Regions from separate parts of the Homo sapiens genome. Here region 2 is linked to region 1. Evidence: read pairs that join two places in POLR2A ChIA-PET (ENCODE). Cell type or tissue: Panc1. All regions are shown on one strand.

Evidence for each region. ChIA-PET counts read pairs that join two places held together with the same protein. Peaks named below come from ENCODE experiments on the same cell type or tissue, not always from the same donor. Only the 100,000 strongest peaks of a DNase experiment are listed, where the experiment ranks them.
Region 2: POLR2A ChIA-PET joins it to region 1 with 26 read pairs; 2 of 35 experiments call an interaction of 5 or more read pairs at or near these places.

Annotation. Positions count from the first base shown.
Region 1 is chr5:11,032,748-11,040,747 of GRCh38, forward strand. All of the region lies in intron 16 of CTNND2 (catenin delta 2), which reads right to left. Among named protein-coding and RNA genes, the nearest start is that of CTD-2154B17.1, 250 kb to the left of the region's middle. In Panc1, no CTCF peak of the experiment used is centred here; no DNase peak of the experiment used is centred here; H3K27me3 peaks cover 482 bases.
Region 2 is chr5:10,721,131-10,729,130 of GRCh38, forward strand. The region is part of intron 2 of DAP (death associated protein); the gene reads right to left. Among named protein-coding and RNA genes, the nearest start is that of DAP-DT, 36 kb to the right of the region's middle. RefSeq lists a silencer at 5,186-5,349 and an enhancer at 6,221-6,720. In Panc1, a CTCF peak has its summit at 3,759 (motif pointing right); DNase peaks (open chromatin) are centred at 4,151 and 5,683; H3K4me3 peaks cover 992 bases; H3K27ac peaks cover 3,677 bases.

The DNA.
Region 1 (8,000 bases):
GCCAGTCTCAAAAGGTTCTATATTGTAAGATACCACTTATATAACATTCTTGAAATAACAAAATTATAGAGATGGAGAACAAATTAATGATTGCTAGGAGTTTAGGATACTTAGGAAGACTGTGACTATGACAAGATGGTACAACAAATATCATTGGGTTGAGGGAATAATTCTGTATTTTGATAGCCTTGATGGTTACACAAATCCACACATGTGATGACACTGTACACATATACTGCAATGTTAATTTCCTGATTTATTGTGTTATAGTTACATAAGATATAGCCATTGCTGGAAACTGGCTGAGGGATGCATAGGACCCCTCCTTACTATCTTTGCAATTTCCTGTGAATCCATAATTTTTTTAAAGTTAAAAATTAGAAAAGTCACACAGAAATATAGAAATATGCCAATAAACATGTGCTGACAAAAAGGTGTTAATAAATCTTAAAATGTATCCCCTGGTTCAATCCACAATGGACTTGACAAGGATTACAAAAAAATAGCACATATGAGATAAGAAGACATCCAGTCAGAAGTTCCTGAATCCTCCAGCTTACCCAAGAGTTTGCTGGGGATTCTTCTGTTGTATGTGTATAAACATTTTCTGTGTCTAGAAATTGGTATAACTTTTCTATTCTCTGGATGAGACTGATAAATGGAGCTCCCAATTTGATTGGCTTATGTAAACAAGTAAGTCCTTGTATATGTAATTACAACAAGAAAACTAAAAAATTGCCAATGAAAATACTCTCAGAATGCTTTAAGTTGCTGGTCCTTTAAGAAAAAAAATAAAAATCTGGCCAGGCTTGGTGGCTCATGCCTATAATCCCAGCACTTTGGGAGGCCAAGGTGGGCGAATCATGAGGTCAGGAGTTCGAGACCAGCTTGGCCAACATGGTGAAACCCTGTCTCTACTAAAAATAAAAAAAATTAGCTGGGTGCAGTGGCGGGAGCCTGTAATCCCAGTTACTCGGGAGGTTGAGGCAGGAGAATCGCTTGAACCTGGGAGGCAGAGGTTGCAGTGAGCTGAGATCATGCCACTGTACTCCAGCCCAGGCAACAGAGTACGACTGTCTCAACAACAACAGCAACAACAACAACAACATCTTTCACAAAAGCTTATTTCAAGGAAAAACACAAAGAAATTTCACAATGAATTAAATTAACAGCCTTGGTAGCTAGGTTAAAAAATTTAAAGCAAAGAAATAAAAGTTGATACCAGGTTAGCAAAGACAAGGTAAAAAATAGTACTAAGACACTTCAGGACCTTTAAGGATATTTGAAGAGGTTTCAATATTTAGTATCTAAGGTAAAAAGAGTTGATGCAGTATTTTCAGGTAAAGGAAATCCTTGCAAAATCAGACTGATTTGATAATATTAGGGGAAAAACAGAGATGTCTTTCCCCTGGTTTTATCATTTCATAAATCTTTTGTTAGCATGATCTGTTTTATAAAAGATTAGGTTTGTTTCCTCAATTTTTAATAATACGAATTTTTAAGATTTCCAATTCTAGGTTTATTAAACAGATAAGCTAATATTATTATTTAAACATTTAAAAAGGTTAACGAGTGTTCAGCTAGATTGAATTGTAATAACTGCTGTTTCATGAAGGAGTCGCTCTTCTTCACCTTAGGGAATTCCACAACAATCTGTTACTGAGTTACTCCACCAAATTCCTCTGAGTAAAATTCTTAGTGTCCTCTTTTTGAAAAAACACTGTCCACTAAACACATAGGCACACACATATATGCGCTTCAAATATCTGCAAATGTACAAATGTCCTGGACTTGTTCATGTTGCTAATTCATGAAATACAAAAACAATATATCAGACTGTTGGAGGAAGGACATTGTGAGGAGTCACAGGCAGCTTTCTGGAATCTCAGCTGATCTCAAGTGCACACAGGCAACTGTCTCCTAGCCTTCTCTATGTCTGTGAGGAAACAACTCAGTTACATGGTTTCAAAGTTATAACTCATGAAAAGTAGATGCTGCATGTGTTAGTTTTCTTCTTTTTTTTTTAATGTGATCTTTGTCATTTTTTATTGTGTTTATTGGGATCTTGTTTTTTTTGTTAAGCTAACTACTAGTGGTCTGTTGATCTTTTTTTTGCCTCTTTTTTAAATTTATTATTATTATACTTTAAGTTTTAGGGTACATGTGCACAGTGTGCAGGTTAGTTACATATGTATACATGTGCCATGCTGGTGCGCTGCACCCACTAACTCGTCATCTAGCATTAGGTATATCTCCCAATGCTATCCCTCCCCCCTCCCCCCACCCCACAGCAGTCCCCAGAGTGTGATGTTCCCCTTCCTGTGTCCATGTGTTCTCATTGTTCAATTCCCACCTATGAGTGAGAATATGCGGTGTTTGGTTTTCTAATGCTGCTGTAACAAATCACCACAGGTTCAGTGCTTTAAAACTAGATACATTTATTATTTCACAGTTCTGCAGGTTAGAAGTACAACACTGGTCTTACTAGGCTTCAATTAGGGTGTGGGTAGATTACGGTGTGGGAAGGACTGCATTCTGGGAGCTCTAGGAGAGAATCATTTTCTTGCCTTTTCCAGTTCCTAGAGGCCACCTGATTTCCTTGGCATGTAACCCTCTGTTTCTACCTTTAAAACTAGCAACAATGGGCCTTTCTTGTGTCACATCGCTCTGACCCTTTCATTTGCCTCCAGCTGCTCCCTTTTCCACTTTTAAGGACCTTTGTGATTACATTGGGCCCACTGGGATAATCCAGGGTCTTCTTCCTATCTCAAGGTTAGCTGATTATAAACCTTAATTCCCCTTGGCCACGTAAGGTGGCACAGCCACAGGTCTGGGGGAATAGGCTCTGGACATCTTTGGGAGGACATTATTCTGCCTACTACACTGTACTAGGTACAATAGTTGTAAAATAATATGAATGTGTCTGTAAGATAATGGAATGCATTTTTGTTTATCGAGGAAGAAAGTGTGTCTAAGGTTAAAAAATCTGGCTGTGTGTTAATATGTAAAATTAAGACATATTTGAGGATGTGCAATAAGTTATGGAAAGGTTGAGAAGAAGTGAACCTTATTTGTCTTGGTTTATAATGCCTGGAAATAATGAACTTGAAAAAAAAAAACAATGAAAGGTGTCACAGTCTTTTATAAAGTTTGTGTAATTTTGATGAGTTTACTTACAAGATAGAGAAAAGGCCTGTGAACTTTCTACTGCAAATGTTACATGAGTAGGGTACAAAAATAATGAAGTTAGTGTTGGGTTTTCTCTCTGATTATATTTGAGTATATACTCTGTTTTCAGTAAGAAATTGTGAAGAATAGTCTGTGCCCAAAGAACAAGAGCTTCTTTTGTCACTAAAATCCTCCTACTTGATATCGTGTTAATTTTTTTTTTGCGCTTTTGTTACTCTCGAGTCACTTTTAGCAAAATTTCCTCACTTGTGGAAATGCTAGAGTTCAATCTTTTAAATTAATATTTAGCAAAAGATCCTTGCTTATGAAAATGCTAGAGTTCCTAATAACTTCTTTAACCGTTTTATTATAAATATTATCATTCTGAGCCAAGCTGAAGTTACGTCTTGTCTTCAGCCACTCCAGATTTACACTCATATCTTGCATCCCAGATAACTCTTTTTGAAATTGCCTTCCACAAATCTGCACCCCCACAGTCAAACTAATACAACTTTTTTTTTTTGGACAGAGTTTCACTCTTGTTACCCAGGCTGGAGTGCAATGGCACGATCTTGGCTCGCTGCAACCTCTGCCTCCTGCGTTCAAACAATTCTCCTGCCTCATCCTCCCAAGTAGCTGGGATTACAGGTGCCCACCACCAAGCCTGGCTAATTTTTTGTATTTTTTGGTAGAAATGGGATTTCACCACGTTGGCCACACACCTCGGCCTCCCAAAGTGCTGGGACTACAGGCATGAGCCACTGCGCCTGGCCTCAAACTAATACAACTTTTAGAAGTATCTTCTACATCTAAACCATCTTTGCGGTTTCTCAGAAAACTTCCGGTGACACTAAAGATTTTTCTTCTTCACTTTATGAGAAAAGGGATCCTAGAAATAATTGGCTATGTTCAGCATTTCGTAGATTTTTATTTGGTTTAATACTATGTTGAGAGCTGTCCTGTTCATCAAGAATCCAATACAAAAAGACCTGCCAAGACATGAAAAAATGAAAAGCTCAACCACCACTTAATTATGATGAGTAAAATATGAGCATTATGATTATGCTTCAGCAGTGATGACCTTTTCATTGTGGAGAGAGGCACACTCTCCTTCATGTTAAAGAATGGCACAATAATGGTCAACAATTTTTTAAAAGAAGATCCCATTTCCACATTTAAAATAGCCTTTTCAGTTGGTGGTAATCCAAACACACATTGGATGGAATAAATTAAAAGGCCATGGAGATTGTTCTGTGCCCTCACCACTCTCATGGCCGTCACTGACTAATTATTTATGAAACTAAACTGGCCTCAATTTGGATATTAGTGGTTATAATGAGTAAACAACCAGACCTATTCAGCCTTAGCACCAACAGGTGGTTTCTGATTTTTTGTCACACGATCCTAAATACCCCTGCCAAAACCATGCGTCAGTATTGATGGCTGCTGGAAGAAACATCACAACAGCTCGATTAAAGGACTCTAACAAGTTCTTTCGACACTTCATAGAATAGAAAATTGGATCTTAGTTACACGCATCCCTATATCAGCTGATATCACCACCACATATGAAGACTACCAAGGGACTGAGTCAGGAGTTCCAGAACTTGTTTGCACTGGAGGCAGAAAACTTTGAGAAAGTGGAGTGCCTACTAATCCAAGATCAACAAAACAAGGATTAATTACCTCAACAAAATGATACAAATTTCGCTGTGATTACTGTTCTGATTTGAATCGGGCATGTTATAGAAGCCTTCTGTCTATTTCCTCTGTCTCCAGTGCTTGATCTAACAGGTTATGCTTATAAAGACTAGAATAAAACATTCCTTAAATGGTATCTTCTAATTAATCCTTCAAAACTCATTTTTAAAATCCTTTAAAAATTTTAAAACAGATGATGATAATAAATTATCAGGAAAAGCTAATAACTATAATAGTCCTGCAAATATCATGACATATATTGATTGGTCTGAAACTATACAACAACTGAAAGCAATAGTTACATTATTATTTAACTATTATTATTACTAATCTGGGTGTTTTTCTTTAGCCATAGGCCTTCATATTTACCTAGAATCTGTCCTCCTTCCTACCAGAATGTAATTGAGTAAATCAAATCTGTGATAATGACCATGCCAGAGATGTTACATTTAAAGGGAAATATAATGTAATTAGACATGACAAGCTCATTTAAAATGAGTGCATTTCATATGTGGGGTTAATGCCTACACCATCCTCCCAGGACACTGGCTTGGTTCATGTTGTGTAGCTTAGGGCAGGGGTCCCCAAGCCCTGGGCCATGGAACAATACTGGTCCATGGCCTGTTAGGAACCAGGCCACACAGCAGGAGGTGAGCAGCAGGTGAGCGAGAATTACAGCCTGAGCTTCGCCTTCTGTCAGATCAGTGGTGTCATTAGATTCTTACAGGAGTGTGAGCCCTATTGTGAACAATGCATGTGAAGGAGCTAGGTTGCACACGCCTTATGAGAATCTAATTAATGCCAGATGATCTGAGGTGGACACTTTCATCCTGAAACCATCTTCCCCACCGACCTCAGTCCATGGAAAAATGGTCTTCCATGAAACTGGTCCCTGCTGCCACAAAGGTTGGGGAACGTTGGCTTAGGGAATCCCAACTCTACAGGCAGTATGGCCAGGAGCACTGAAAACTTGGAGCTCAGAGAGATGGAATAATCTTTGAGACCTAGGTAGTGGATGTGAAACCTGGAAGAGGTGAACTTTGAATCTGAAAGTTCTGGATTACTGATTTCAGCAATCCAGAATCAAATATTTCTGCCACAGATATAAAAGTGACCACAAAACAAAAGTTAACCCTCAAGATTTAACATCATATAGCTCTCATTTTTATAACCATGCTAAGGGGTCTTTGTGAATGAATCAACACTGCTTGCTATACCTATGTCTATACAGCTGGTTCAATAAGACAACATATCAAATTAATGATCACAAATAGGAAAACTGCTAACCAAACACCTGTGGTTAAATCTATTTTAGGGGCAGAACGTCAGCATTATAACTGTAAAGGCAAACCAGTACCCAGCTCTGCACCTGTCATGGCAGCGTGCACATCATGTGCTTGTCACAGTCCTCATTCAGGGAAACAGGACAAAGCCAAGCTCAGGGAAACAATCCCAAAGCAAGCAAGCAAGCAAGCAAGCAAACAAACAAACAAAACACACAATCGCCTTTCTACTGTAGTCCCAAATAATGAATCTTTGACCCATTTCCTAACAGTTGCAGACTCCCCAATCAACATCATCTCTGACATTGGCAATACCAATCTGTGACAATGTGATTACCTTGTGAGAAAACTGCTGTTTGCCCAGCATGACCTGACTAAATGTAACCTTACAAACCAAGGTAATTTTGTACTTAGTTTTAAATGTAGACGGCTGGTCTTAATTCTGGCTCCCCTGCAACAATCCATAAGAAAACCCCTTTCTCATCTTGATGCTTTTTCTTTCTGTCTTCCTTTCACACAGTGGACGATGGCTGTGGCAACACCAACCCTCTGGATTGATCATACCAGTCCCCTTTTCCCAGAAAGGGACCTGTTCATCTCCACATCTGCCCCTTTGCTCTTGCTAGATTCAAATAAATATTTCAAGAGATGCCTTGATTTTTTTAAAAAATGAATCTTCTTTTATAATCTGCCTGTTGTTTTAATTGATTAGAGATTTATTCAAATAGAAAAAGAGAGAGAGAAGGAATATTAAGAAGAGACCAGCTGGAGCCAGGGGATCAAATAGTTGCAATGGGCAGAGGATAAGACAAATTCTAGAAGGTACACTAAAGTTCCTTATGTTTTTTTCTAATAACCATTATTTTAAAAAACAAGTACAGGCCAGGCACAGTAGCTCACACCTGTAATCCCAGCACTTTGGGAGGCCGAGGCTGGTAGATTGCATGAGGTCAGGAGTTCGAGACCAGCTTGGCCAACATGACGAAACCCCATCTCTACTAAAAATGCAAAAATTAGCCAGGCATGGTGACACGTGCCTGTAGTCCCAGCTACTTGGGAGGCTGAGGCAGAAGAATCAGTTGGACCTGGGAGGCAGAGGTTGCAATGAGCTGAGATCACACCACTGCACTCCAGCCTGGGTTAACAGAGTGAACTCTGTCTCAAAAAAGCAAACAAACAAAAAAAACTCCGAAAAAATTAGCTGGGCATGGTGGCGGGTGCCTGTAATCCCAGCTACTCAGGAGGCTGAGGCAGGAGAATTGTTTGAACCCGGGAGGTGGAGGTTGCAGTGAGCTGAGATCACGCCATTGCACTCTAGCCTGGGTGACAGGGTAAGACTCAGTCTCAAAAAAACAAAAACAAAAACAAAAAGCACAGACCTGTAGCACATATAAGATCCTATTTCACATGCCCGAATTGGTAAGCAGTTAGTCTGAGAAAATGATTCAAAGAGTAACTCAATCCTCTGAAAAGAAATAACATTGAATGAGGCAGAATCTTACAGGTTTATGGCATACGGTATGCATTTCTTTCAAGAGTTGTTATACTCAAATAAATAACCTATTCCATCTGTTTGGAAGACAAAAGGAATTGTATGTTTCAGCACCTTGTCTCATCCAGGGGAATTCACTGAATTAGATTCTGAGAAATTCTCACACTGTTGAAGTGTGAAGAACTAAGAAAATGAGTAGAACTGTGGGCAAGAAGGTGGCTGAGATATGCATATTTAACTAGTATAAGAATGGTTCTAAAAATAAAAATGGCAGTTAATTAACAAGAGATTTGCTGAAGTTCCTTTTTGAACTAGAAATAAATTGATTTTTGAGAAATACTGAAAATGAGGCAAGC
Region 2 (8,000 bases), 310 kb before region 1:
CTGGGGCAAAGTTCTCCAAAAGGCTGTGTATGCTCTCAGTCAGCCTCCAATATATGTTACTGTTTCTCCCACAGCCAGGATTCACGGGTCCAGGAACTAAGAGGTGGAAGTGGAAGTGGCACTACTCACCATCACCCCTAATGATCCACTGGCAAAATTTTTGCTTCCTGTTCCCACAACATTATGTTCTGCTGGCCTAGAGGTCTTAGTTCCAAAGGGAGGAACGCGGCTACCAGGAGACACAACAATGATTCCATTAAACTTGAAGTTAAGATTGCCTGGACACTTTGGGCTCTTATTACCTTAAGTCAACAGGGTAAGAAGGGAGTTACAGTGTTGGCTGGGGTGATTGACCCAGACTCTCTAGATGAAATCAGTCTACAACTCCACAACAGAGATAAGGAAGAGTATGCATGGAATACAGGAGATCCATTAGGGTGTCTCTTAGTCTTACCATTGCCTGTGATTAAGGTCGACGGGAAACTACAACAGCCCAACCCAGGCAGGACTACAAATGGCTCAGACCCCTCAAGAATGAAGCAGGGAAAAAACCACAACCTGCTGAGGTGCTTGCTGAAGGCAAAGGGAATACAGATTGGGTAGAAGAAGGTAGTCATCAATACCAGCTACGACCATGTGACCAGTTCCGGCTCCAGAAATGGGGACTGTAATTGTCATGAGTATTTCCTCTTTCTTTTGCTAAAAACATGTTTGTGCATGTATACACTTGTACTAAGAAAATATCTTTATTGTATTTCCTTTTCCTTTATTGTGTGACATAAGATTTACTGACTTCATATCAGCATTTAAGTATTGCTAATCTTATGTAATAGTATTTGGGTTGGGGATCAGTGCGTTTCTGGTAGTACAAAGGATAGTTGTATTATGTTAGGTGTAATTATGATCTTATTGTATTTGAAGATTATGTATGATCTCAGGAAATGTGTATGGGTTCAAGTTGACAAGGGATGGACTTGTGGTGGTTAATAATGAGTGTCGACTTGATTGGATTGAAGGATGCAATATTGATCCTGGGTGCATCTGTGAGGGTGTTGTCAAAGGAGATTAACATTTGAGTCAGTGGGCTGGAGAAGGCAGATCCACCCTTAATCTGGTGGGCACCATCTAATCAGCCATCAACAAATATAAAGCAGGCAGAAAAACATGAAGCGAGAGACTGGCCTCACCTCCCAGCCTACATCTTTCTCCCATGCTGGACGCTTCCTGCCCTCGAACATCGGACTCCAAGTTCTTCAGTTTTGAGGCTCGGACCTAGCTCTTCTTGCTCCTCAAGCTTGCAGACAGCCTACTGTGGGACCTTGTAATTGTGTAAGTTAATACTTAATAAACTCTCTCTCTATATATATACACATACATATGCATACATATACATATACATGCATATATATACATATATACATATACATGCATATATATACATACATACATATATATACATATATACATATATATACATATATACACATATATACACACATATATATACATATATATATATGTTCACGACTGCAAGTGGTCAGATGCTGGCTGCTATACCCTGCCTGGACCCAGATGCCACAGCAATGTCACCTTAATGAAAACTATATGGGGGAAAATGACAACATCTAAGTGACAACACTTCACCCACCAATAGCAACGCCCTTCTCACACCCACCACCCAACGACTGATACTCATGCCAAATCTTTCTTGAAATTACTATTCCCCACCATCCTTTACAGACTGCACTTAAGAAGGAAGGAGCCCACAGAACCGAATATCAATCACAGAAGCTGCATAGCCAGACATTCAGTGTTCGATGTACCGAAAAATCCTCTTTACACGTCTTTATGCTTCTGGCCACTACAGCCGCAAAGTCCAGCCATTAGAAGGGACAGCCATCTTTCAGAGTCATGTCCCTTGATGAAATGTCAATGCCAAAGAAATATAGACAGATATGCCTTATGTATTTTGCCATGTCTCCTCCCTCTTGCCATCACAGTCTCCTCTAAAAGAGTAAGCAACTAAAAAAGAAAAGCTAAATGTTCAGTCCCTGTAAAACACCATTTACAATAACAAACTCACACTGATAGAAAAGGGAAGATACTGTATTAATAGCACATCAGGTCAAAAAATTAGAACATAAGAATGATAAAAACCATGGCAATTAATTCAACGCCCTATATATAGTCTATCCTGTAAATATAATTTGATTTGCACAGAGCTCCTCAGCTGGCTATTAGTACAGCGATCAGCTCAGGTCTTCTAGGCCAGTCCTTGCTTTGCAGCACGATGCCTTGTAAGAACAATTCAGTGGCTACAAAACCTTGGAAATAGTACTTAACTCCTTTGGGTCATCCAAGCAAAACTACTCTCGTGAAGCTCATTTCATTGGGATATTGGGGAAAGAAATAGCAGAGAAGGGATGGAGGCACATAAGAAACAATCATTAAGAAGACCCAGGCAAGAAACAAAACAATTCTTGAGCATTTTAAGTAAAGAAAAAGGCAGCATGTTACAGTCACTAATTAACACATAGCCCTTTCTGAGGAGAGATTCTATCACAGGCTCCAGGCCAGATACTAAAGCAAAAGAATGTGTGAAACCAAACTCCTACCTCATTAAAGATCTCTGGTCTGAGTTGGCCCTACATGTTATTATATGCCATTATCTTCATCTTCATTACAATGCTGAGTTGTGACACCTTCTATGTTGACAGAGCTCCTAAGGATACAGAAGGAGAGTCGCACATCTTGCTCTGTATCTTAGGGGACTGTCTGCTATCCAAGTGTACTTGCGGGTGTCTATTTGGAAGATTATTGAAGTAAATGCCAAAATACAAACGGTGCATTGTTTGGGTGCAGAAAAAAACATATAGCAAAAAAGTAAACCTGTGGGATGTGTTCAAGGCACCATACAGCAAAGGCAATCCATTTCCTTGTGCTACCCTCAAAATGTTATACAATAATTTCTGGTAAAAACTCTAAATTAAAACAATTTAAAAGCACAGCACCTCTAATCCTGTTTAAGCCTGAAATGATTTATAAATACCTACCCAGGAACTACTCTGCCACCAAAGGAATGCAGATGGCCTCAGTGAGGATTAATCCATCTCTGGAAGGTTCTTGAGGACTAACTTATCCTTTCTTATTTTCTCCAGAGTCTAGCAAGGTTCCACCTCTATAACAGAAACCCCATGAATATGGGACTGCTGTTAATTCACGCTGTGCTTTTAGTTCTTTTCAAAGCTTACAGATATTCATATTTTTCCCTCATTTTCTTTTCTCTATAAAAGTCCCATAAGAGAAAGAGACACATGCACAAATCTTGCACTACAGATGAGGAAACAGGCACCAAAGGTTCATGATTTACCAGGGGCCACCCAGGAGCAATAGGCCAGCACCCCAGGGCCCATCAGCTTAGGGCTTTCCTAGATTAAATGCTTTACACACATTTCAGGTAGACCAGGGGAGGCTGGCTCTTGTGGACTATGTGTACCTAAATTGCTTAAGAGTCATAAATGTGGTCCAAGATTTTCAAAAAGTCATAACCAGCACATGAACTAACAGACCAAAGACTCAGCCTAGGTGGGGTCAAACTAAAGCTGCAGAGGAAACATTCCTCCTTTCTGGTTCTGTGTCCCTAATGGATGAGGGCTCCAGTGACTTGGAGGGAAGAGTGCTGGTGCTCCCCAGGGCCTCTCAACCCGGGTGCGCAGCCATCTGGACAGAGTCAAGCTCTGACAAACCCAACAGCCGCCAGGGGGTGTAGCTCTCTACTCCCCCCAGGAGGAGAAGGTGGGGGTTCTGCAGCTGTGTGCTGACTTGAGCTTCTTCCTCCCCCCTCTCCCCTTCAGGCTCCCCTCTGACCCAACACCCCATGGGCTTGGCCTCGCTAAGGCTGGGAAAGGGCTGCATTTGTTTCTATCTCTGATCACATTTGGAATCCCTGGCAAAGTGAAAACAAACCTTCCATTCTTCAGCCGTGTTTGTTTTGGGCCCATTTGGCACCACCCTTCCCATTTCAGGCTTATTTTTTTTCCACTTATCGTCATCATGAATTTGGTAGAGGTGAGTCATTGGTTTTAACCCTGGCTCCAGCTTCCTCTCGTTTGTACTTTTCCAGTCTAATTTCCTTTATTTGCAGCGCCTTGAAAGTCTCCAATCGCTAGCCTCTGACATGGTTATGCCGGGTCCTGAGCTCGGGCTGTCTCCAGTCCTGAGGCGTGTGGGCTCCTGCACGCTGGGCCAGGGGTTTCTGAGTGGTTGTTGTGTTCCTGGTTCTGAGGCTCCTGCCCACAAGATCCGAAGACTCACCAGGGCAGCTGCTGACCTTCAGGTGGAGGCAGGGAGCCTCTGCAGAAGCCGGTGCCGCTGCAGAGCTGCTCCAACACTGCCGTGGTGTCTTATAAAGCCACAAAGCTTGAGTTGACAATTGGGGTAGAAGGAAAATCACTGAAACTCCTCTGTCTTAAATGAGCTTGATGGAAAGCAGTCCCTAATAATACAATCCTAGTGCTGAAAAGATGTCTCTCAACTTAAACATTTGAAGTAGGATTTTAGGCTTTCTTCTCAATAATTTCCCCACAACTCTTTGGGAAAAGGTGACTAGTTAACAGAGCAGAAACGGTGGGCAGGAGACTGGAAGTCTTTGGAGTCACACATTTGGATTCACATCTTATTTGTCAGTTACTTTGGTAATGACCTTAGGCATGCCATTAGTCTTTCTCAGTAGATATACCTGACCACAAAAGAGAGTCCCACCACTTACCTTGTAGGATGTGAAGACTAATAAGACTAAGTATGTAAAGCACCTGGTCTAAAGGTAGCTGTATTTGCTGTTATTTGGCTATTAGACTTCCTGAATACTGCTGAATTGCTTAAGTCATACTGGGGACAATCTTCTAAACTTCTCATTCCCCAAGGACCGATTAAGTTGAGACATAATCATAAAGTCAACAGGACACATGACAGATGCTTTCAAAATAGATTCAAGTCCCATGGAAAAAAATGTTCAATTCTGCCTGTTGGACAGTTGTCATTTATACTCTCTTCCGCCTCCCCTCTGGAGTCCTTATAAATATGGTGGCCAATTAGGAAGTTATCATTACTCACCCACAGTGAAAGAATAAACTGTTCATGAACCATTTTCTCCCTTTAACACAGTGTTCATACATTTCTGAAATGTGTAGGCTTCACTTGCATTGCAGAGACTGGGATGGTGTGTGTGTCTCAGATAAGTGCTGCTCACAGCGTGGTGGGGAACAAGCAGCACCACTAACTCTGGGAGCTCATGAGAAATAGTCTCAGGCCCACCCCAGCCCTGCTGAGGCAGAATCTGCATTCTGACCAGATTCTCAGGTGATCTGCAAGTGCATTCAAGTTTGGGAGGCTCCTTGGTCACACAGAGGAGGCAGAGGTGTGACGGTGAAGGTGCCGGCCCCGGCCCAGGAGGCGGGGTTCTGACTGCTCTTCAGCCCCTGCCACTTCAGCTTAGCTGAGGGACAACAGGCGAGTCATATCACCCTCCAAGCTTACCCTCGTTACATCCAAAATTGTGAAGGGCCTGAGGTTTTATGTCACTTGTCAGCTAATACGTCAGCCTGCCACTGTGTGTGCATGTGTGTGGAAAAGTGTGTGTGTGTGTGAGTATGAGTGTTCACAACAGAAGGTGCAAGACCTCTGAGTCAGAGAGAGCAGAAAGAACGACATCTTAGCACTAGTTTGCTAAGTGCCAGTCCCCACAGTGATGTGACATGGTGAGGGCCAAGTGTCACTTATGCATGTAGTGGAATCATCACAGAAGAGAAGCCCCAGAATTAGGGAACGCTGACCTTGTACAGGGCTGCTGGTGACCTTCCCTCTCCACTGTCGAGAGGGAGAGACAGAGACTTAGCTTGATCCTGGAATGTAAGCAACTGTTTTAGGGAAGTGGAAGGGAAACTTCTGTAAGCTGTATTGTCCTAAAATGTCTCCTTATACGAACATTATTAACTTGGCTGTAAATGTCTTTGCTCAGAGGACCTGGACTGTGCAGAAACATGACATGTCCATAGGAACTGTCTCTCAATGTGCCCATGTGTCAGGAGAATGGGTGGCTGGCACACAGCAGGCAACAGTACCTGGCCACTGCCCCGGGGGAGCTTGTAGTCTGAGAACCACCCACAATGGAACCACAGTGTCATGAGAGGGGAAGTCCCAGGTGCCTGTGGGAACGCACAGGGGTCAGCACACCCTGATGAAGGCAGGGCTGTCAGGAAAGGGTTCCTGGGGCTGGCTTCCAAGCTGAGACTTGACGTTTGGATTGGCTGGTTCTGAGTGCCAGGCAGGAAGCCCTGACAGTCGGCCGTGAGAGGGTGGTGGGGATGGGGCCTGCTGCCTTGCTCCTGATGCTCAAGGGCCCGACTTCATTCTGAGGGTTTAGATGGGGGGGACTGGGGAGAGGGAGAAATACATGTTGATTCCCTGGTTCTGGCTTGGACAACTCAATATCCAAGTTATGAGAGCCTAGTAACAAGATGGAAAGGGGAGCAGAGTTTGAGGGACGAAAATGGTGTGCTGTATGTAGGCAATCTGCTATGTTTCTGGGAGTATAAATTGAGATATCCAATCTATGCAGTCATCCCTTGGCATCCATGGGAGAGTGGTTCCAGCACCCCTGTGGATACCACAATCCCACAGATGCTCACATCCCTGATATAAAATAGTGTAGTATGTGCATATAACCTTCACACATCCTCCCATATACTTTAAATCATCTCCAGTTACTTACAATTCCTGATACGATGTAAATGCTATGTAAATAGCTGTTATCCTGTATTGTTTGGGGAACAGTGACAAGAAAAAAAAGTCTGTACCTGTTCAGTACAGATGCAATCATCCATTTTTTTCCTGAATATTTTCAGTTCACAGTTGGGTGACTCTGCCGTGGGTTGAACCCTTGGATGCAGAACCCACAGATACAGAAGGCTGACTGTCTATGATTAACAGGCAAAGAAAAGAACATGAAGGCGGTTGTAACTTACTTTTTTTTCCTGGATATCAGAAAGTGAAATGCTATTTTTTTGTATTTATTTACTAATATTTGTTTACAAATATTTATTCTTTTGAGAATTATTTGTTCATCTTCTTTTGAATTCACTGGGAATTTGATGTGTTTATGACTGATTTATATGAACTTCCCATTCATTTTCAGTCTGTATTAGGTTTTCAGCTATCACTGCTACTTTTTAGAAACCTTAAGTGTGGAGTTACTTAAAATCCTGGGGGAAAGATTTAGACTGAGCCCAAAGGATAGGCCAAAAAGACAAAAAAGAAGACCTCTGATGGACCAAGACTATGTTCTTTTGCCCTATTTTCAGAGCTTCAGGGAAATTAAATATAAACGGATGTATGGACAAGTCAATTCTGAGTTTAAGAAATTAAAGCAGTGCTACTAATTGATAATTTTACTGATTTGTTAATGTTCTTGAGAAAACTTGACCTTCCAGTAAGTCCAAGTAAACAGATACAATCACCAAACTCCTGGGTTCAAATTAATCACACACTAGGAAAAACATGTCTTGCCTTAGATACAACTTTCGATCACGACCACAGCACTGGACAGGGGGCTGAGGGGCTAACCCACGAAGAAGGTCTGGAGAGATACCCCTACGTGGCACCCTTGTGTCAAAGTGTGAATGAATTGGGGGGAGAGATGCGGAGAGGAAGAGGCAGGGGGAGAGGGCCAGTCAGCCCCATCCCCAGAATCAATGACATCATTTATTCTGCTTTTTTCAAAATGAACATTGATGCTGTTCCCCCAACCAGTACAGATTCACCATATTTCCACCTATCGAAATTCTATGTGCTCTTTTAGGTTCAAAGAGTATCAACTTTCTCATGTTAATTAAACAGCATGTTAATTGACAACATCCATGTTGTTAATTGTCCTAGTTTTTTTCTCAACCCACGGAACTTATTTAATATTGCAGGGTATCAACAACCCTTTTCCCACAAAGAGT